3 separate regions of the Homo sapiens genome follow, and all the other regions are linked to region 2. The links are chromatin loops, found by intact Hi-C in ENCODE. Cell type or tissue: PC-9. All regions are shown on one strand.

The links. Hi-C counts contacts between places; a loop is a spot of excess contacts. Peaks named below come from ENCODE experiments on the same cell type or tissue, not always from the same donor. Only the 100,000 strongest peaks of a DNase experiment are listed, where the experiment ranks them.
Region 1: a loop joins it to region 2, with 4 times the contacts of the local background. A loop is called at or near these places in 5 of 110 quality-filtered maps.
Region 3: it touches region 2 in a loop (9-fold over the local background); 3 of 110 quality-filtered maps call a loop at or near these places.

The regions. Positions count from the first base shown.
Region 1 is chr4:147,633,123-147,641,122 of GRCh38, reverse strand. It overlaps TMEM184C (transmembrane protein 184C), which reads right to left. Exons shown (of 10, transcript NM_018241.3): 9 at 7,187-7,358; 10 at 4,402-6,954. The coding sequence ends at 6,689. PRMT9 (protein arginine methyltransferase 9) reads left to right here. Exons shown (of 12, transcript NM_138364.4): 11 at 2,041-2,163; 12 at 2,376-3,338. The coding sequence ends at 2,591. Among named protein-coding and RNA genes, the nearest start is that of TMEM184C, 20 kb to the right of the region's middle. In PC-9, no CTCF peak of the experiment used is centred here; no DNase peak of the experiment used is centred here.
Region 2 is chr4:147,862,434-147,870,433 of GRCh38, reverse strand. ARHGAP10 (Rho GTPase activating protein 10) reads right to left here. Exons shown (of 23, transcript NM_024605.4): 6 at 5,478-5,588; 7 at 3,618-3,722. Among named protein-coding and RNA genes, the nearest start is that of MIR4799, 84 kb to the right of the region's middle. RefSeq lists enhancers at 2,282-2,958, 2,959-3,636 and silencers at 3,457-3,506, 3,305-3,529. In PC-9, CTCF peaks have their summits at 3,291 and 3,490 (motif pointing right); a DNase peak (open chromatin) is centred at 3,533; H3K27ac peaks cover 1,082 bases.
Region 3 is chr4:147,093,074-147,101,073 of GRCh38, reverse strand. It overlaps LOC105377476 (a long non-coding RNA gene), which reads right to left. Exons shown (of 3, transcript XR_939316.3): 3 at 3,775-4,253. Among named protein-coding and RNA genes, the nearest start is that of TTC29, 150 kb to the right of the region's middle. In PC-9, CTCF peaks have their summits at 3,646 and 3,859 (motif pointing right); no DNase peak of the experiment used is centred here.

The DNA.
Region 1 (8,000 bases), 230 kb after region 2:
GCATGAAATTATTGTAGTAATCCAGGTGAGAGGTGTCAGTGGCTTTGACTGGAGTGGTAGCAGTGAAAGTGGTGCAAAAATGGTGAGATCCTCAATATATTTTAAAGGTAGGGCTGGTGTGGTGGCTCATGCCTGAATTCCCAGCACTTTGGGAGGCCAAAGTGGGAGGATTGCTTGGGCCCAGGAGTTCAAGACCAGCCTGGGCAACAAAGTGAGACTGTCTCTCTACAAAAATTAGCTAGGCATGGTGGTGTGCCCCTCTAGTCCCAGCTACTCGGGAGGCTGCGGTGGGAGGACGGCTTGAGCTCAAGAGGCTGAGGCTGCTGTGAGCCAAGGTTGTGCCACTGCACTGCAGTCTGGGCAACAGCAAGACTGACCCTGTCTCTAAAAATAAATAAAGGTAGAATTTTTGATAAGTTGGATGTGGGCTATGAAAGAGGACTCCTTTTTTTTTTAGGTGAAAGCAGCTGGAAGAATAGTTTCCATACTGATAATGGGGAAAATAGGATCAGGCTTTGTGTGTAGCTGTGGTCACTGAGCAATTGGGTAAGAATTCAGAGAAAGCTCTGGGCTGAAGATTTAAATTTGGCAGTTAGCAGCATGTAGCTGGTATTTAAGGCCATAAGACTGGATGAAATAGCTTGGGGGCATGTAGATAGAGAGGGCTGGGAACTGAACTCTAGAGAACTCATAAAGTTATGAGCTTGGTTTGGTTGGTTATATAGAAGGAACTGGCAAAGATGACAGGAGGGCCGGGCATGGTGGCTCATGCCTATAATCCTAGCCCTTTGGGAGGCCAAGGAGGGCAGATTGTTTGAGTCCAGGAGTTCGAGACCAACCTGGACAACATGGCAAAAACCCATCTCTACAAAAAATACAAATATTAGCCAAGTGTGGTGGTGGGCACCTGTAGTCCTAGCTACTTGGGAGGCTGAGGTGGGAGGATCACTTGAGCCCAGGAAGCGGAGGTTGCAGTGAGCTGTGATTGTACTACTGCACTCCAGCCTGGGGAACAGAGTGAGACCCTATATTAAAAAAAAAAAAAAAAAAAAAAAAAAAAAGACAGGAGTGGACCAGTTAGTGTGAGAAATAAAAGTGGGGGCCGACTATGAGGTATGGGTTCAGCAGTGTGGGGATTAGGAGGCAGGTGATAAGAGGTGACATGAGAATCTAAGGCTTCTTCTGGTTTGATGTAAAAATAGGAACAAAAGGCATAACAAGGAGTCTTAGAAATGGTGTGGGGTTACTGTTGAGTTTTTATGGGGAATAAAGGCTGGATGCTTTCAAGGATGCCCAGGGAGAGGTGAATGTATCTGTGTCCTGTTTCGCCTTATACAAGGAAAAGTGGTTTTTAAATGACAGTTTCCTTTGTTTCAAATGAGGATGAGGCTAAAAATCATTAGTATTAATAGTAGCATTCAGTTGCTACTAAACTTGATAGAACACTTAATAGTGATTCACAACTTTGTACATTGGAAACATCTGGGGATCCTAATGCCAGATGGTTTGGGGTGTGGCCTGAACAGCTGGGCTTTTAAAAACCTCCCCAGGTGATTTTAATTTGCAGCCAAGATTGAGAGCCACTGCCTTCTGGAAATAAACTTATTTTCCAAATGAAATCAACTATTGTTTGATTGAATCTGGCATCATTTCTGAGACAATTCAATTAGTGTTGTACCATTATTTCATAAGCAAATCCTTGGGTTAAAAATTTTAGAGCTGTTTGGCTTAAGAAAAAATTTAATCTGCTCTCATCCAAATGAAAGATCTACAGGTAATGGAAACCAGAGCAAATTATCTAACCTGCCTAAACCTTGGTTTGTTCATTCTTTTTGTACTGGAACAATGAAAGTTCTAATGAAAGCCAGCCTTAGCTTGATGTGGGAATATAAAGGAGGTAATGTAAAAAGCATTCTGTCAAGTACTATTGAGTCAAGTACAAAGCAATCCCTGACCACAAAAGGAATGTGTAAAAGTGAAAAACTTGAGCCCTGACCACAAAAAGAAAAAGTGAAAGTGAAAAATTTATACTTTCTCTAGGTACCTATACGTGTATTTTTGGACCTATCCTCATTGCCCTGTATACCTTTAAGCAAGCCAGTGGAACTCTTAAGACTAGATTTAATGACTCCGTATTTGAACACCTCTAACAGAGAAGTAAAGGTAAGGACAACATGCAAAATGATTTCGTTTGTTATTGTTTAGAATAATTATCTTAAATTAGGTAATACTTTTATACATACTTTTAGCTACTTTAAAGATTTAAATCTAGTGAAATGTATTTTAAATTTTTGTATTTAAAAGTAACTAAAAAGAGACTTATCTAAGTCTACTCTATGCACTCTGATATTTTCCTAATTTCTTTATTTTCATAGGTATACGTTTGTAAATCTGGAAGACTGACTGCTATTCCATTTTGGTATCATATGTACCTTGATGAAGAGATTAGGTTGGATACTTCAAGTGAAGCCTCCCACTGGAAACAAGCTGCAGTTGTTTTAGATAATCCCATCCAGGTTGAAATGGGAGAGGAACTTGTACTCAGCATTCAGCATCACAAAAGCAATGTCAGCATCACAGTAAAGCAATGAAGAGCAGTTTTCCAATGAAAACTGTGTAAATAGAGCATCAACAAGTACAAAATTCTTGTCTTAATTAGTGGGGGTATATAAAAATTCCTTGTAATGGTCAAATATTTTTTAAAATTGACATTAATAAAGCATATTTTAAAAGATTCTAAATAAAAGGGTAGCATTATTATAGAAATACTGCTGCAGATTTGCTTTCTGGAAAAGGATACATCACTAGTTTTTTAAATTAGGAAACTTCTTTTGCTCGATTTTACAGAATAGGGATTTTAAAAGTCTTATCGTTATTGACATGTGTAAGTAAAGCAAAACTTTACTTTTGTAGGCATCTTGGCCTTTTTTCTTAAATCCAAACTTGTAATTGGGAAACACTGAAAGGCTTCCACTGAAGACTGAGGGTTATGGTTACCTGTAAATTCCAATCTTGCTTCCTTTAAATACTCAGTGTACATCTGAAACATCTCAGGTTTTGTTTTGAGAATGCAAGCTTGAAAAAGAATTTAAGCTATAAGCTAAATGTAATTAAAACAGTAAAGGAGTTAGGGAATACATCTTCAGGAGGCAGCATTTTTCTTGGTCTACTTTGGCAAAAGAACATTTAAAAGCTGGTAACAAAACAAAGTTAAATTGAAGGAAGACTTAATCCTATACTATTTTTCAAAGTTTTGATTTGGATGTACAATAAGTACATTAATTGATCCAATTTTTACAAACTTTTGAAATAAAGGAAGATCATTATTATGCCTCCTATACACTGCGTGCTCTTTGTAAGTCACAAATAAGACGGATCTTTGCTCCAGACTACCCGTTCTTGTTACCTCTATTATTATACTACCCAGCTTTATTTTTAAAATAAATTTTATTGCATACATTTAAGGTATACAATGTGAAGCAAATTAACATATCCATCATCTCAGTTACCCACATATTTTTTGTTTTTTGACAACAGCAGCTGACATCTACTCATTTACCATGAATCCCAAATACAGTACAAATTTGTTACCTAAAATCCTCATGTTGTACAATAGATCTCTAGACTTATTCATCCTACATATCTGCTACCTTGAATCCTTTGACCTACATTCCCCATTTCTCCCTATCCCCCTATAACCAGTTTTGCTCTTTATATATTTAAATTTTTTTTTTAGATTCCACATATATGTGAAATTATGCAGTATCTTTTTTTCTGTCTGGCTTATTTCATTTAGCACAGTGTCCTTCAGGCCCATCCATGTTGTAGCAAATGGCAAGATATCGTTGGTTTTTTTTTTTTAGGGATGAATAATATTCCATTGTGTGTAGGCATATATATACACAGTTTCTTTATTCATCTGTCAACGGACACTTCAGTTGTCTCCATGTTGGCTACTATGAATAATGCTGCAATGAACACGGACTGCAGATATATTTACAAGGTGGTGATTTCATTTACTTTGAGTATATGCCCAGAAGAGGGATTGCTGGATCGTATGGTAGTTTTATTTTTCTTTAGAAACTTCCATTCTGTTTTCCATAATGGCTGTACCAATCTACATTCCCACCAACAGTGCACAGAGTTCCTTTTATTCCACACCATCACAACATTTGTTGTCTTTTGTTTTTTTTGATAACAGCTAGCCTAACTGGTGAGAGGTAGTACTTCGAGTGGTTTTTATATGCATTTCCTTGATGATTAATTATGTTGAGCACCCTTTTATATACCTGTTGGCCATCTGTGTGTCGTCTTCGGAGAAATGTCTTTTCAGGTCTTGCCCATTTTTAAAATTGAGTTGTATGAATTCTTTATAAATTTTGGATACTAACCCTTTTCCATATATATGCCTTACAAATATTTTTTACTCAATCTGTAGGCTACTGTTTCATTTTGTTGACTGTTTCTTTTACTGTCAGAAGCTTTTTGGTTTGATGTAGTCACATTTGTTTTTGTTTTTGTTGACTGAGCTTTTGGTGTGATATCCAAAAAATCATTGCCAAGGGTCAGTGTCCAGGAACTTTTCTCCTATGTTCTCTTCTATAGTTTCTGGTCTTACATTTAGGTCTTTTATCCATTTTGAATTGATTGTTGTGTAGGTCTAAGATAAGGGTCTGATTTCATTGTTTTGCATGTGGAAGTGCAGTTTTCCCAGCATCTTCATTAAGAACACTTAATGAAGACTGTTCTTTCCCCGATGTGTCTTCTTGGTGTCTTTGTCAAAAATTAGTTGACTGTGTATGTTTGGATTTATATCTGGACTCTTTCTTCTGTCCCACTGGCCTGTGTATGTGTTTTTATACCAGTACCATACTGTCTTGATTACTATAGTTTTGTAGTATAATTTATAATTAGGAAATGTGATGTCTCCAACATTTTTTCCTCAGTATTCTTTTGCCTATTCAGGGTCTTTTATCGTTACATATGAATTTTAGGATTTTTTTCTGTTTGTGTAAATAATGCCATTGGAATTTTGATAGGATTGCATTGATTCTGAATTGCTTTGGGTAGTGTGACCATTTTAACAGTATTATTCTGATCCATGAGCACGGGATACCTTTCCATTTATTTGTGTCTTTCTTTCATCAGTGTTTCATAGTTTTCAGTGTACATACAGATCTTTTACTGCCTTGGTGTTAAATTTATTCCTAAGTAAGTATTTTTTTTATGCTATCATAAATGGCATCTTAATTTTTCAGTTAGGTCATTATTTTCATTATTTATGTATAAAAATGCTAATGCTTTTTGTATGTTGATTTTGTATTCTGCAACTTTACTGAATTCACTTGAGTTCTAACAAACAGATTTTTTTTGTGTGTGTATCTTTGGGGTTTTTACATAGAGCCCAGTTTTAGTTTTAATAGAAATGTTTATAATAGTGGATGGAATAAAGACTTTGTATGATTACTGTGAACCACTATCTCTCTCTATATATATAGATAGATATGAATGAGTATGTGTATAAATACATAAAGCAAAGGCTTTGAGAAACAATACTCATCTTTGCTTTCTGTAACATACTATGGCACTTTCTGTTTTATTTTCATTATAAAATGTCAAACATGACCCAGTGGGGTTGTGATTAGCAATTAGAGAAACCCCATCCTAGGTAATAAAAAGTTTTCCCAAATAGCACCTATATGTCTTTCTGACTGTGGTTTAATGAGTAATTAAGACCATTCAGCCAAGATTTACATTTGCTGCCACCTTTAATAGCACTGATGAAAAGTAGAACTTTTTTTTTTGACTTCTTTTTCACTGTGCCTCTAATCAAGAAATTTTTGTTAAAATATTAAGGGTTTTTAATGTTTAAAGAATGAGACATAAAAAAGTTGCAGAAAATAAATGATAAATTCTTATTTATTGAAAGACATTCAGTTGAGGAATAGGGATATAACTGTTTGTTAGGTAAGCTTATATGGCACATGATTAAGTTCCACTAATTCGTATTTCTGCATTATGCTTTCTGATAATTCCGGAGCATTATACTCATGCAGCAGTGGTAGGAAGTACTGATGTTTTTTTAAAAAATGTCCATTCTTGGCCAGGCGCAGTGGCTCACGCCTGTAATTCCAGCACTTTGGGAGGCCGAGGTCGGCGGATCACGAGGTCAGATCAAGACCATCCTGGCTAACATGGTGAGACCCTGTCTCTACTGAAAAAAAAAAAATTAGCTGGGCATGGTGGCAGGTGCCTGTAGTCCCAGCTACTTGGGAGGCTGAGGCAGGAGAATGGCATGAACTTGGGAGGCAGAGCTTGCAGTGACCCGAGATTGCGCCACTGCACTCCAGCCTGGGTGACAGAGCAAGACTCTGTCTGTCTCAAAAAAAAAAAAGTCCATCCTCTTGATAAAGCAGTGTAACATCAGGAAGATTTAGTTGGGGTCATTGTCTACCATTTGAGTATGCGATACCCTAATGTTAAGAAATCAAGTCTAAGTCTAGGAAATTTAGACCAATTATTTTTGATATACAAAACTTACATATATAAATGCAGTAGTTGTACCTGGCTTTCAGCTATTTTTGTGTTGACATTTTCCATCATTTATGGTCTGTCCCAAGCACAAAATCCATGGGATACCAGGTAATGATATAATGTAGTAGTTGCACAGTTTGCTTTTCCATACTGTTCAGGAATCCACGGATTTATCTGAAGGTTCTTTTTTCTCTCCTATAGTATCACTAAGGATTTCATCAGATATCTTAGCTGTGGTAGGTGTAGTCTGGGGAGTCACAGTGTGTCCAAACCCTTGGTAGTGACCCATGGGTGAAGGTGGCATAGAAGAAGCAATGGAAATTGCATCTTGTGATGATGATGATAATAAACTTGTATGTTCATTTTGATCTTGATCCTCGGGAAACAATTTTTTCCTGGGATGTCCCCTGACTGTCCGTCCTTTAATATAAAGTTTTCTGTTAGTCAAAAGTTATTTTTACCATTATAAACTTACCATTCTAAAAATAAGCTCCCCACTTCCCCCTCTCCCACTCCCCAAAGTTGATGAGCCTGCACTGTGGTACTGCTTTAAAGTCTTTTTTCATCTCTAAATAGATAATAAATTGCCCTAGTAGGAGAAATTCAATATCCTACCCAACCTATTTGGTTGAATTAAATAGCTGGTACTTACCAACATGCCTTACTTGTTCAGAAATATCATCTCTAATATCTGAGACATCCCACATGGCAAGAAAGGAATCAAAGCATGAGCCCTCTTCTGCTTCTTGGACATATGGTTTATATGAGAATGTGTAATGATGAGCAATGGCAGCGAGGAACATCTCAATACAGATAATAAAATCCTATGAGAACAACAATAAGATAACAGCCACCTTTGGATTTAAATCTAGGTTTGTAGAGTGCTATCTTTCTCTACTTGCTTTTCAAAAGTGCTAAGATAAACAGCTGTGTTTTTTCTTCTCAGATTATATTCATTTTTCCATTTTCTAAAATAATTATTTTTGACCCCTTCAAAAAAAGACAAAATGCCAAAATGTGAATCTATTTTGCACTTCCTCAAGTAGCAGCCTTGAACTCCTGCATTCAAGCAATCCTCCCACTTCAGCCTCCCAAGTAACTAGGAGTATAGGCATGTGCTGTCATGCCTGGCTAAGTATTTTATTTTTTAGTTTTTTGTAGAGATGAGGTCTCTCTTTGTTGCCCAGGCTGATCTCGAATGCCTGGTCCAGTGATCCCCCAACGTTGGCCTTACAAAGTGCTAGGATTACAGGCGTGAGTCACTGCACCAGGCCAGCCTCAAGTATTTCTTAGCAAAGTACATTTCATTCTCAATCACATCAAGTATATTGCATTCCACCACCCAAGGACTACAAGGAGAAATGTGGAAAGAGAATTGGACTTAGGAATAATGAAATCCAGGTTTTATTCATGGATCTGCTACAAATTAGTAATTATGGCCAATTTCTCTAGGGTTCCCCTGTTTT
Region 2 (8,000 bases):
GACCAAAATATTTATGATGTTATAATGCAGAGGCAGTTAACATTTGATTATGTTTCCTAAAATACATATATGCGGCCGGGCGCGGTGGCTCACGCCTGTAATCCCAACACTTTGGGAGGCCAAGGCAGGCAGATCACGAGGTCAGGAGATCAAGACCATCCTGACTAACACGGTGAATCGCCGTCTCTATCAAAAAATACAAAAAAATTAGCCGGGCATGGTGGCAGGTGGGACTACAGGCAGAAGGATGGCATGAACTAGGACTACAGGCAGGAGGATGGCATGAACCCGGGAGGCGGAGCTTGCAGTGAGCCGAGATTGATTGGGCCGCTGCACTCCAGCCTGGGTGACAGGGCGAGACTCCCTCTCAAACAAACAAATAAATGAAACACACACACACACACACACACACACACACACACACACACACACACAAACTGGGACTTTTTTCAACAATATGTTGTTTTATATACCCAGCATTTTCTCTTTATTATAATAAAAAACTGACATCAAGGAATGAGATGAATGGCCAAGAAATGAGCAAATTACAACATCACTGAGGTATAGCAGATGATACAGAATGAGTGACCTGCTTTTCATAAGTGCTTGTGTTTCTGATAAAAAATTAGCTAAAAGCTAAAATTTTGAAGAACAAAGACGCCACCTAGATCAGGTGTTCTCAATACTGAAGGTGACGCAGAGAGAAACTCTGAGTTGTAAGAGTGTTTATTAAGAAACAGCCAAATAAAATCAAGAGAGGAATATTTAGAGAAAAAGTTGAGAATGTAGGGAGATTTACTGATGACCACATCCTTAAGTGACAGAGAATACAAAAAAGGCTTTTTTTTTTTCAATAAACTGTCATTTCCCCATTTCTCTACAGAAAATGATCACTGTTGTCAATTGTGTAAGTTCTCAATATATTAAGGATTCCAATCAGGTCATTTTGTGAAACATTTCAAATGATAGCTTAGCTTCAAGGTTTGCTCATAAGATTTCCAGACAGAATATTGCTCATTCCCATCTAAATATTTAATGCCTCTGAAAGTTTTTTGGTTTATATAAGGTAAACAGACGCCCCCCCAACAGGTGTGTTATAAACACACTTCCACAAATAAACGAGCCGTGCAAGGAGTTTCACTCAACATCCCAAGAGACTGATGTTTCCCCACAGCTCACCCCAGAGTCTGAGGCAGAGAGCTGGCTTCAGGGCATTCACCTATGCAGTCCACAGGGCCCTGCGCTCAGAAGAGCTTCTGCTTGCTTTAATGATCAAATGCCTCTGATCTGAAACTCTTAATTATCTCTAAATAAGGGGCACTATCTTCTTCATTTTACCTTGATTCTAGAAGTTGTATATACAGTCCTGCCTGAAGGTTCTCATTCTGGCCAGCCCTGCACTTAACAGATGAGGTCCAGACAGACAAGGTGAATTTCCACAGATTATATAGCCAGTAAGCAGAGGGGAAAACATAAGTTATAATCTCAAGCAGGGGTCCCCAACCCCCAGGCTGCCGACAGGTACCGGTCCATGGCCTGTTAGGAACCGGGTCACATGGCAGGAGGTGAGCGGCAGGTGAGCCTGAGTCCACCTTCTGTCAGATCCGCGGTGGCATCAGATTCTCATAGGAGCATGAACCGTATTGTGAACTGCGCACGTGGATCTAGATTGTGCAGTCCTTATGAGAATCTAATGCCTGATGACCTGAGGTGGAAAAGTTTCATCACGAAACCATCCCCTACCTTCTCCCACCCCCACTGCATCTATAGAATTGTCTTCCTTAAAACCAGTCCCCGGTGCCAAAAAGGTTGGGGACCACTTACGTGAACTATCTACTGTTCTTTTTACATAACTGTTTTCTGCTGCCTGCAAAAATATTCTGAATAATCTCAACATCAGCCAGGCATGGTGGCTCACCCCCGTAATGCCAGGATCTTGGGAGGCTGAGGAAGGAGGATCACTTGAACCCTGAAGTTTGAGCAGCCTGGGCAACACAATGAGATGCCATCTCTACCAAAAAGAAAAAAAATTAGCTGGGTGTGCTGGCATGCACCTGCAGTCCCAGCTACTCAGGAGGCTGAGGCAGGAGGAGTACTTGAGCCTAGGAGGTTGAGGCTGCAGTGAGCAGTGGTTGTGCCACTGCACTTCAGCCTCAGCGACAGAGTGACACCCTGTCTCAAAAAAAAAAACAAAAAAAACTCAACAACATTAGACTCAATATTCTACTACCTGCAGGGACAATTTTGGGGTGACTAGAATGAATCCACACATACCCATTTTGGATTTTTAAGTTTTGTCACATTATAGTCATACCACATATTTTATAACTGTTTTCACAAATTGTGAGACCACAGCAGCAGAAAAAGAATCTACTCCAGAACTCTATCATTAGCCCAGCTGAATGTCCAAACAATCCTCAAATACAAGTTGACACATAAATTATAAAAATAAGGTTTTATCAGCTACACTCCTTAGTATAAGGAACTGTACATAAAAAAAAAAAAAAGTTAGAAACAAAATCTACACAAAAGGTATTCACTCTCAACTTTTTTTTTTTTTTTTTTTTTTTGAGACAGAGTCTCACTCTGTCGCCCAGGCTGGAGTGCAGTGGCACGGTCTCGGATCACTGCAACCTCCACCTCCCGGATTCAAGCAATTCTCCTGCCTCAGCCTCCCGAGTAACTGGGATTACAGGCGCACTCCACCACACCCAGCTAATGTTTGTATTTTTAGTGGAGACAGGGTTTCACCATGTTGGCCAGCATGGTCTCAATCTCTTGACCTCGCGATCTGCCCGCCTAGGCCTCCCAAAGTGCTGGGATTACAGGCATGAACCACTGTGCCCGGCCCACTCTCAACTTCTAATTGTGAAAGAAATGAAGAGCAGGCAACAACCACAGCTTCCCATCCATCTACCTGTGTGTCTTTCACTATGTGCTGTGAGTCTGTCACAAAGCTATCTCACTACATTCCTAATGAGACCTCAAATTACACTCAACATACCCTGACCAGCTTGTCAGTGAGGACGCTTCCAGGATCAACTAGCACTGAGAGGAAAAACATATACCACCTGATCAAAATGACATATAGTGTACTGCTTAATAACATTCTCCTAAATCTCTTTATCCGAGACCTGGCAGAAAGCACACATTTTCCAAAGGAAAATATTCAAGACCAATAGCAACTGTAAACACCAATGCATTAGTAAATATGCATAAAATGTAGGGAAGAAATTCTACTCAAATGATAAGCCTATCTGGGAACAAAAATCAAGATGCCCAGTTAAGTAGTGCATTATAAATTCAATGCCTTAAAGTGGAGTGCTCTTTTGTCTGTAGCAGACATAGCTGATTTAGAGTTAACATAACAAAGCTTATCCTTAGAATTGACCCAGAAACTGCAGGAAAAGCCGCCAGGTGGCAGAATTTCCCAAGCCTCAACCAACTGTAGAGCAGTTGGTCACACCAAGAGTTGACCAGCAGGTGGCAGCATACCCTCAGTTTCTCAGTACAAACAGATCAGCATTGTCTTCATTTAATTAAGGCTTTTCATACAACACACAAATGAAAAATACTTTTCAAACATCTTTTTATAAAGAAAGCTTTCACTTCCTTACATTCTGAATGTTGATCTGTAGTTCCATTTTGTAGTGATTGAAGTCTTTGGCAAGTTCATGGCCCTGATGATAGAAGGTAAACATCCCCTGAAAAAATGACAGCATCTAAGACACAGGAAGAAAAGAGATATTAGCACAAAAAAACTCAGGAGAAAAAAAGAATCATATAAACAACCAAGTGTTCCCCCCGCCATCTCACTGTTATTCCACTGAAATAAACTGATTAAAGGGAAGTCACTAATATTCAAGTAAACACAAGTACATATTATCTATTAATTGGTCTTTATAGAAAATGATGCTTTTTTCCCTTAAATATCACAGCCATTAGACAGCTTATATGGCATGTTCTGCAGGAAAAATTGAATTATTAAGTCATCCATTTGTCCTCTTTAGTCAGGAGAATCCCAATATTTGTAATTGAAATCTTATCACTATAGGTTGACACAATCTTTAAGAAAGTAAAATCACAGAATCAAAGAGCTCCAGGCTCTCCCCAGCCACATCCAGCAGACTGCAACCCCTGTGTTTTGTTGACAAAGATATTCCATGACTTGCCAGGGGCAGCCTCAAACCCGTAATTAAACCTTTACTTTCCTACCAACTCCCAACCTGTCTCTGAATTAGAGGGCTGTTGCCTCTGCTCCACATGTAAGTCAATAAATCTAGAAGTAAAAAGAAGTGATCTGGGGAGACAGTTAAGGAAATCTTGAGATTCATTTTCTTCCAAATGCCACACCGTGGGTGGTTAGGAATCTGGGGCTCTGACACCCAGCAGGCTCCATTCCCAACGTCAGCCATGACCTGTTATGGGACCTTAGGCAAATTACTCAGCCTTTCTCTACTTCTATTTCCTTATCTCCTCATTGAGTTATAGTGTGGAATAATGAGTTCGGTACAACACTTAGAACAATGGCTTGAACAGAGACTGAGCATTATAAATGCCCAATAAAAGCAGGCCATTATTATTATTTCACATTAAAAAGAAAGCTTTGAGGAGGTTGAGTTTTTCTCTAATGGTTTAGGTTAATGACTATCGCTCCAACTAAACCATAGCTCCACAAATGCTCATTTTTAATCATTACTTGGTTATTCTTGTTTCTATAAACCATACTCACAATGAGTAAATTGTATACTGTGTGAATATTATCTTAATAAAGCTGTTTAAGAAAAAGAAACCATTCAATAAGTCGATATTAAAATTAAAATGAATCCTGAGAATGAGATCCAGTGTTTTTTTGCTGAAATCCACATGAAATATCCTTTACATTATGATATATACATTCATGTGCATACATCTTCATATATAAACAACTGAAGCTACTAGAAAACATCTATATAATCACAAACAAAAATCATGTGTTTCTAATATAAGTAAAAAGAAATGTTAGAGTAACTCACAAAATTGTCTCAAATGTTCCATATCCTGCTTCTAAACTTAGATTGCCATAAGCATTGTGAATTGTGTTTGAAGTCATGTTACAAACGATTGTTTAAAGTACCAAAGTTTGAACCGGTATAAACAACCCATGTTCACTCATTCTAGTATAAATTATTTCAGAGAAATTTTTAAAAGATAGAGCTATAGGCTAAGGTGGCAGAAATTGCACATGGTTGCCTTCCTTGAGATCATGTAGCAATGGGAATATTACGTGTATTATCAGTGCAAATACAGCTGAGAACCACTGATTTAGAGGCAATTCCTTGACTTCATGGCTATCTGTGTCTGCCCTTTTTAATATGTCTCTTTCATGTTTATGCACTATGGCCTCTAGTAACTATAAACCATAAATCAGATCTAGGAAAATAAATACTTATCTTACATTGCAAAAATCCACCAGCAAACAACTTGGCAATACTCACAGGTTCCACAAACTCAAACTTCTTTCTTTCTTGGATTTCCTGCAGCTTACACACATACTCGAGAGACAGTTCATAGAAGTGTTGCCGGTTCTGCTCTACTTGGATATCTGCCTATGTTAAAATCACAGAGGTTAGTCAAACTGGAGATGGTGAAAAGTGAAACGCTACATCAGAGGTCATCACACTGTGGTCCATGGGCCAAAATACGGTGTGCTGCCTGATTTTGTAAATAAAGTATTGCAACACAGGTACGACAATTCATTTATGTATTGTCTGCAGCTACTTTCCTGCTGCAACAGCAGAATTGAGCAGGTGCAACAGGAACTTTATGGTCCACAGAAGTCTAAAATATTTACTATCAGTTTCTTTGCAGAAAAAGCTTGTGACTCCTACTCTGTTTGTTGAAGTTGACCCCCAAGAACTGAAGATCAAAGGGACTTCTCTTCTTGAAAAACTCACCCCAACCACAACTGATGCCCCAAGGCTGAACCACATGCAATCACAATCAACAAACATTTCGATGAACAAATCCTCTAGGAATAAAGTCTGCCTGAGAAAGGGCCCAGCACCTCAGCGCTCAGGGAGTGATGGCGGCAAGTGAGAAGGAGCCAGCCATGGCAGCATCTCAAGAACCCGGCTCTCAAAGGCGGGCCAGGGCTGGACGCCCATCTGCGGCCCTCAGAACGTCTGATCCCCTGGGAGAGAAGGGGGCACCAGCTGGTCAGGACGCTATTCCAAAAAAAGCTTCCAGCTTAGCTTGCCTAACTAGAAAGGAACTGGGAGAAGAGCAGGACTCCACAGAGAATAGTGGAGAGAGAACTCATGTCCAAGAAACCATTCTTACTAGGTATCATGTGATATTTTTCCTAACTTAGCTAATTTTACTCTTAAAAATATTTATCTGGGCATTTCTCCAGAGAGGATATACAAAAGGCCAATAAGCATGTGAAAAGACACTCAACATCGCTCATCATTAGGATGCAAATCAAACTCACAAGGAGATGCCACCTCACACTCACTAGGGTGGCTACTGTACAAAAAAGAAAAGTAGTGGTGTTGGTGAGGATGTCAAGAAACTGAAACCCTTGTGCATCATTAGTGGGAATGCAAGATGGTACAAGCACTGTGAAAAATAGTGCTTTAAGTAAAATAATATTGAAACATAACGTGTTACTAAGCTAACATGAACATTTCTACCTAACACTCCTCAAAATCATATTTTTGTGGCTTCATTAACCAGAATTCAATAGTTCAGCCACCAGCAGTTAACAGGCACAACTCCCAGCAAAAAATTAAAATAAATTTTTCCCTCAAATGAAAAATAGTATTACCACATGACCCAGCAATTCTACAGCTGGGCATATACCCAAAAGAACTGAAAGCAGAGACTCGAACAGATATGTGTACACCCCTGTTCATAGCAGCAGGGGGCAAAGTGACCCCAATGCCCATGGATGGATGGATGAGTAAATAAAATGTAGCCAATCCATATGTATAACAGAATATTATTCAGCCTTAGACAGGAAGGAAATTCTGATACATACTACAACATGGATAAACCTTGAGGACATCAGGCTAAGTGAAATAAACTAGTCACAAAGGGACAGATACTATATGATCCCACTCACATGAGACACCTAGAGTAGTTAAATTCATAGAAACTGAAAGCAGAACGACGGCTGCCAGGAGCTGGAGCAGGGGAGAATGGAGAGTTATTGTTAATAGGTACAGAGCTGCAGTCTGGGAAGATTTTTTAAAAAGCCCTGGAGATGCATGGTGGTGACAGTTGCAAAACAATGTGAATGTACTTAATACCACTGGGCCATAGACTTTAAAATAAAATCATACATTTTATTGAAATTTTATTCACGTTTTATAACCAAAAATGTGTTGTTTTTGAAAAGCATTTAACACATTTGAAACACATTTCAAAATGTAATAAAAACCATTTCAGCAAATACTTTAATATATATTACTAAGCTAAAATGAGAATTTCTACCTAACACTCATCTGAATCATATTTTTGTGCCTCCAATAACCAGAGTTTGATAGTTCAGCCATCAGCAGTTAGTTGGCACATCTCCCAGCAAAAACACTGTAATTTTGTTGACTATTTAATAAAGACATAAGAAGGGTGATTTCCTCATTTGTTATTACTGCAAAGGCTCTTGAAGAAATTTATACCAGCATCAGATTTATCAATTTGATTTTATCTTTTAGTAAATTCTCTCTCCTGGTTGTTCTTGCTACTGTAATTACCCTTGCATTACCAGTCAACCTCTATCACCACCCCCTTAATGTTCTGAAAATCCAGAACTGTTGTGCCACATGCTCTGTGATTAAATCACCAGAATCCCTGGGATTACTGGCAATGATGGCAGCAGCGGCCAGTCTGGAGCAGCCGCTGTGAGGACACCAGCTGCAGAGGGCAAAGTGCAGCCAGGGCTGCGCACTCCATGGTGCCCGCGGGGGCCAGAAACAGGCAGGAGCCCCAACTTCTACAGAGTTATCAGGGCAGGAGCC
Region 3 (8,000 bases), 770 kb after region 2:
ATGAATGTGTGAAAAACTAGGCGGCATTCTAGACCATTCTTATAAGATACTGTATATCAGAATGAAGTCAGGAGAACCTTTGACTGTTTTGTGAATATGATAGAACCCATTCCTGTTACTGGACAGGTGTCAAAGCCGTGGCTCCGCGGTAGTGCTAATGAGCAGGTTGCTGCTGCTCTTCTTGGGTGCATCTTCCTCACAATTCCATGCCCCGGGTTGCATCCTCTGGGCCGGTTCTACCATTCTCCTGTGGTTGCTTGGTGAATTGTAAGCTAAGATCTAGTCAGGGAATGATATGTTGGGAGTCAGTGAATGATATGTTCCAAAAATGCTGTTAATCTGTGGCTGGGTGTGGTGGCTCACACCTGTAATCCTAGCACTTTGGGAGGCTGAGGTGGGTGGATCACCTGAGGTCAGAAGTTTGAGACTAGCCTGGCCAACATGATGAAACCCTGTCTCTACTAAAAATACAAAAATTAGCTCGGCATAGTGGCGGGTACCTGTAATCCCAGCTACTCAGGAGGCTGAGGCAGAAGAATCACTTGAACCCAGGAGGCGGAGGTTGCAGTGAGCCGAGATCACACCACTGCACTCCAGCCTGGGTGACAAGAGCGAGACTCCATCTCAAAAAAAAAAAAAAAAAGAAGCTATTTATCTACTGGGGTCAAGCTGTGGATGAGTTCTGGTTCACAGAGATTTGCAGGATTCACTGGTTCCATTCCTCTCTTTTTGAAATAATCAATTGCGTTATTGCACTATCACAGTGAAGTTTAAGTCTTTATTTTTTAATCTCCTGTACTGGCTGTGAGCATTTGATTGCTGCAGTTTGGCATTTATCTTCCCATTTTCAACAGTATCAAGCAAATGCCTTGCATATAGTAGGTGCTCAAAAAGTATTTGCAGAATAAGCATATACATGTATATATTTATACATTTGATGACCAAGCTACCAGAAGTTCAAAGAAACCTGTGTTTTTCCTTCTGCTCCACTGTCATAAATTAGAGAGTGACAAAAAGGAAGCACAATAAACTGATAAAAGAAAGAAATGCAGCTTATATCCTCATTTATAAAATGGGGATAATGATCCTACCTACCTCCAAGGGTTGTTCCAAGGATTAAATGAGCTAATTTTTCTAAGCAGTTTCTGGTACATAGAAACCATCCCCCACCACATTCCCTTGGCCATGTAATCACACAATAAACCCAATATCTAAGGCCTTACCAGCAAGGAGTTTGCAATATAAGCTGAAAGGCTGCTATAAGCCTTGTATTCTCTATCACCCTTTCTCTGGGTTATCCTTAGATATTCTCTCCTGGCAGATCTTCCTGCATGTGCACAGACTGGAACAGGAAAGCCCTACTGTATCTCCTTGGCCTCAGGCTACCCGTAAATTCTTCAAGAGGGCTAGTGGAGGCTTTCTATAAACCCATTCTCTCACACCGATCATGCGCCTTTTCATTTCCAAGGGATTAGATAGGAAATACAGATTGCCTAAATTAATCAAGAAACAAATCTTGCATAAGAATACCTTTTGTTCAGGTAAACACAGAAATAGGTCCCATTAAGTGAGAAGTAGAAGGAATAGATTACTAGTAGTAGTGACTGGGATTTCCATCTAAGAAGCTCTTTAGGGACCTCTGCTCTACTAGGGGACCCTGTTTCAATGTGTAAGAGTTACTTTGCTGCTTTTTGAAATATAATGTTATACACTCCACCTTTCAAAGACACACCATCTATTAAAGATGGCTGTCCTCAGACCAGTCTTGGAACTCTCAGAAACAAAAAAATTAAGCTAGAGTAACATTCAACTTAAGACATATCATGACCTAATTGAGATCACTTAGATGAAACCAATTATTTAAAATTAAAATGACTAAAATTACTTATAATATACCTCTTTGATTTATTCCTTTCCTTACTTGCTGATCATATGTGCACTAATATCTATGGTCAAGTGTGCATGTGCAGACATGAAAGTCTTCCTCATCCAGATGATTTGGGAGGCCAACTCCCTCACACAGCTGAGTCCTTGGAACATAGGCAGGCTCAGTCTAGGATGGCTTCTAGAGAGAATACTTGGAGCAGCAATGTGACCCCCTAAGATGTCAGAAGTGGGGAAGGGGCTGAAATCTCCCTTTCAAAGGCTCACAGCTTCCTTGGCAGCTTGAGTAATTGGAAGAAACTAGTAGCCCAGCCATAGCTTCAAAGGGTGGTATCACTGATGATTTGAGAAACTCCCGGTATTAACATCTACCTTAGAACCTTCACAAATACACAAACATGAGAGGATTTGTCATACTATTGTTAGAGTCAAATGAAACACAACCTTGTTGTCAACTGACCAATACTTTGATTTTAGAGCTAGAAACTAGCATGAAGATTAAGGGGGTCTGGTGGTAGTAGCATCTGTAGTTGGGAGAAATCCCCTCAATAATAGAATTTTTTTTACTAAATTTTTTTAATGACTGTGCAAAAACAATTTATTTTGAGAATAAAAATATCTATGAAGTTCAAAATGCATGACAATAATACAAAAGATGAGTTGGTGGTAAATGGAGTTAAACTGGTAAAATTTCCTAGCATCATCAAGGAAATGGTATAAGCAATTATTTTATTATTTATTTATTGAATTTTTTTATTTTTCCATAAGTTATTGGGGTACAGGTGGTATTTGGTTACATGAGTAAGTTCTTTAGTGGTGATTTGTGAGATTTTGGTGCACCCATCACCTGAGCAGTATACACTGCACCATATTTGTAGTCTTTTATCTCTCGCCCCCCTCCCACTCTTCCCCCCAAGTCCCCAAAGTCCACTGTATCATTCTTATGCCTTTGCAGCTTCATAGCTTAGCTCCCACATGTCAGTGAGAACGTAGATGTTTGGTTTTCCATTCCTGAGTTACTTCACTTAGAATAATAGTCTCCAATCTCATCCAGGTCACTGAAAATGCGGTTAATTCATTCCTTTTTATGGCTGCTTAGTATTCCATCATATATATATATATATATCACAGTTTCTTTATCCACTCATTGATTGATGGACATTTGGGTTGTTTCCACAATTTTCCAGTTGTGAATTGTGCTGCTATAAACATGCGTGTGCAAGTACCTTTTAAATAATGACTTCTTTTTCTCTGGGTGGATACCCAGTAGTGGGATTGTTGGATCAAATGGCAGTTCTACTTTTCGTTCTTTAAGGAATCTGCACACTGTTTTCCACAGTGGCTGTACTAGTTTACATTCCCACCAGCAGTGTAGAAGTGTTCCCTGATGTCTGCATCCACACTGACATCTACTGTTTCTTGATTCTTTGATTATGGCCATTCTTGCAAGAGTGAGGTGGTATCACACTGTGGTTTTGATTTGCATTTCCCTGATCATTAGTGATGTTGGCATTTTCCCACATGTTTGTTGGCCATTTGTATATCTTCTTTTGAGAATTGTCTATTCATGTCCTTAGCTCACTTTTTGATGAGATTGTTTGTTTTTTTCTTAGTGATTTGTTTGAGTTCGTTGTAGATTCTGGATGTTAGTCCTTTGTCAGATGTATAGATTGTGAAGATTTTCTCCCACTCTGTGGGTCGTCTGTTTACTCTGCTGACTGTTCCTTTTGCTGTGCAAAAGCTCTTTAATTAGAGCTATTTATCTTTGTTTTTATAGCATTTGCTTTTGGGTTCTTGGTCATGAAATCCTTGCCTAAGCCAATGTCTAGAAGGGTTTTTCCAATGTTACCTTCTAGAATATTTGTAGTTTCAGGTCTTAGGTTTATGAAATATATTTACATTATTTCCTGAGCTGTCTTTTCCTTCAACTTGAAACTTCTCGCAATGGTCTGATTCATTAATGTCTTCAATTGACCACTAGATGGCAACATTGTTCTTTTATGTTGCAGCTTTGACTCCCAATAAGCAAGACAGATTTAATTTTCCAACAACCAATTTTAAAAAGTAAAAATGCAAAAGCTAGTAATTTAAATACATCACTCTGTACAATGGGAACAAGGTACAGCATATTAAATTATGATTTTTCAATTCATTTACCTAAAAAGTGTACTACACAGTATTCTATTTCTGTGCATTTTTGGATAACAGACATTTGTACCTGGTGCATTTGGAGATGGTGTGGCCTCGGCTCTTCTAGTCTTTGTGGCTACAGAGAACTGCCCAGATGTTGAAATATGTTTTCATTCAAATCATTTAACATCTCTCTTGATTTTGCAACATCCTGGAGCAGTGATTTCCAAATCTGGAAGCTAAATAAATAAATAAAATTCCAGGAACCCGTCCTCAGAGATTCTGATTTAGTAGCTCTGATGTGGGCATGGGTATCTGAGTTTTTAATAGCACCTCCATCTGCTTCTGATTATCAACAAGTTTGGAAGTGGTCTTCGTGTCCTTAATTCCTTTAGCAACAGAATCCTTCAAATAATATGAATTTTAAGTCAACTTAATTTAAAATTGCCACACTTTTTTTTTTATTTTAGCAAAATGGTCTTCATTAAAAATACTCAAATATCTCAATTACTAGAAAGTTGAATTCATTGTAAAGATAGTAGGGCTTTAACAATTGTAATTAATATTCATTCACCCTGTGTGTCTGAAAGAAAGGTGATCAGACCCACGTGTGAGTTGGGATTGATGTGATGAGAAAGATGGCTCGCACATGGGTTGCCATTCCTGTGTGTTTCTCAGAATGGGGATCCTTGCACTGGGGAGGGGTGGATTTCTGCAGGAATAATTTCAGACATTGCAGAAGGATGTGTCTCTATTGTTATTCTGTTAAATACTAGGATGTATAACATAAAATGTCATTATCATTTCGGATAATTTTGAGGGTCCCATCAGCTATGTGAAGTAGTATTTTTCTTTGTCATTTCCCATTTTCCCTCTTCTCTTTTTCTCCCTGTCACTTTCTCTTTCTCTGTGTCTGTCTCTCTCCCTTTCTCTCTCTGTCTATATATATATACACACACACACATATATACACATATGTGTTTATATACGTATATACACGCATATATACACTTATGTGTATATACACATAAGTGTATATGTATGTATATGCACTTATGTGTATATACACATATGTGTATATGTATCTATATACACATATGTGTATATACACATGTGTATATGTATGTATATACACATGTGTATATACACATGTGTATATGTATGTATATATGTGTATATGTGTGTGCATGCACTTGTGTGTATGTACACACACGTGTGTATGTGTGTGCATGCACTTGTGTGTATGTACACACGTGTGTATGTGTGTGCATGCACTTGTGTGTATGTACACACGTGTGTATGTGTGTACATACACTTGTGTGTATGTACACGTGTGTATGTGTGTACATACACTTGTGTGTATGTACACACATGTGTATGTGTGTATATACACGTATATATACATATGTGTATATGTGTGTATATACACGTATATATACATATGTGTATATGTGTGTATATACACGTATATATACGTGTATATGTGTGTATATACACGTATATATACGTGTATATGTGTATATGTGTGTATATATACACGTATATATATACGTGTATATGTGTGTATATATACACGTATATATATACGTGTATATGTGTGTATATATACACGTATATATATACGTGTATATGTGTGTATATATACACGTATATATATACGTGTATATGTGTGTATATACGTGTATATGTGTGTATATACACGTATATATACATATATACGTGTATATGTGTGTATATACACGTATATACACACATATACACGTATGTACACACATATACAGATATATATATCTAAATAAATATATATTTCTGTCATTATTTGTTCTGGATCATTATTAACTCTTTGGTTTAAGGTGATAGCTTTAGACCAATTAATCACTGTTCAAATATTATTTGCCTTGGCTCATTTGAATTAAGTGACCTCATTAGTTTTTTTTCTTTCTCTAATATTATATTTTTGTATTTAAAAATGATATGAAAATATAACGAAGACTAGTATTACAAAATAGCACTATCCTTTTCTGGTGTTAATTCATGAATGTGTATAAAGGCCCTCATAATGATAATTAAAGAGAATGGTGCTTTCTTGAATGGGTTTACAGTTAAGCTACACATAATGTTTAAACATTAAAAGCCAGTTTTATTCTCATAGAAAAAGAGTACCAGAATACCATAGCATGACTCTCCGGTTTAAAAGAGTCAAGTCTACTGATCTCCAAACTATACTTACACAGATTTTTGTTGCTAGAAGTTAAGAGTCTGGGAAAATTACTGCTTTGTCACATTCTCTTGCCTTCTTTCTTCTTGTTTCTCTAGTTTTTTAAATAAATCCTTGACTTTAAAGACAAGGAGCTTCTTATAAATTTTCTAGTTCACAAAAACCACTTCTAATTTTTAAAAGACAATTTCAAAAAAGCATGGTTAGAAAATGGAGCATGTATTGAAATGTACATTGACTTCTGAGTCAGATACACAACTTAGAGAAATTCTGTCTGGGCGGCTGCTTGATTTTCCTGTCATAGTTGGAGTCCACACTTACCACTCCCTGCATTCCAGTGATGGTCCTTGGCCATAGGAGAAGAGTAAACACAACATTCTATTTACAAGTTTTCATTTAGAGGTAGAAGTCTCTGAACCTGCCCTTGACAGCTCCCACTGAGCTGGACCAGCAGAGGGACCTGAAGCTCCGCTCATGCACCTGGGGTCAGGGATAGAAATTTGTGTGTCCAAATAAACATTTATTTTCTTAGAATTTTATTGCCTGTTTCTCCCCTTTAAAAAATGCAAGAGAATTATCTGCAGGAAAACATTCAGATTTAGATCAAAACAGAAAAATGAAGCAATGCTCTCTAGTGAGAGGGCTAAACCATACTTCTTCCCTCCTGAAAAATTGTCAGTGATTTTGATTAGCAGGAATCATTGACACTACAAATCAACCCTGTTTTAATTTTTAAAAGACACTTGAGGTGTGTTTCACAGCACATTGTGTCTGTGCAAACTAAAAAATTAAAATAAAGTAAAATTTAAAAATATTTTAAGCCCAAAAAGCAGGAAAGGGAGTACCCCTAAATTTAGAAGATGCCAGATCTTAAATACTAGAAAACCCTGTCCTGGTTTCCAAATGTTTACCCTTCTGCAAGGCTGGCCCACAGAGTACCTTCTCTCTTCAAAAGAAAATCCTGGCACCTAGAAGATTGGGCTGACAGTGAGTATTAAAATGACTTGTTTAATGAGCAGCGTGATTGAACAGGGTAGGGAATGCTGGGGAGTTTTCTCGCAAGGACTAGGTTTGGTGTTTATATTTTGTTATGTTGTGTGCTTCCACTGTCCCTTATTTTGACAAGCTATCGAAAAGTTTAAGATGAAGATGGGCAATTTAAAAAAAAAACTGATTGCTAAAAAGAACTGGTGCCTCTTCTTACCCGTCTCTAATGGAATATAGGCTGTACCACTTAAGTGAGAGAGTACTTGGCATTAATACAGCACCAAAGATTCTTGAGGTCTGTATAGTACTAATGAGCAGGGGCTGTGATAGATGTTTTATTTTTTTAAAGCATTAGGCTACCCTCCACTAAGTAAAGGCTATTTACTAAATGGTAGGCAAATTGCCGATTCTTAGGACTGGAAGGAACTGTCCTCCAGAAATCATTAACTGCATTCCACGCTTCTTCCAGGTTGGACTACATTTACAATGTTTGTGTCCTGCACTCTCTAAGATGATATTGTCTACTCTAATCTTTACTTCCTGATAGACTGGACAAATTCTGCCCCTCACCACCCAGATGATTCCATTGTTTAGGAATCTAACCTCAATTTCCCTTCCTAAATTTAAGATTATTACTTTTTTTTCTTACTAGAAAAATGGAGAACTTTTCTTTTCTTTGCCAGGACAGATATACTGACTTCTTTATGTTTTATGTTTGTCATTTTGCCTCTAAAGTTTGGACTTATTTCTCAAGGAGTTCAATCTTCTCTTTTCTGTCATT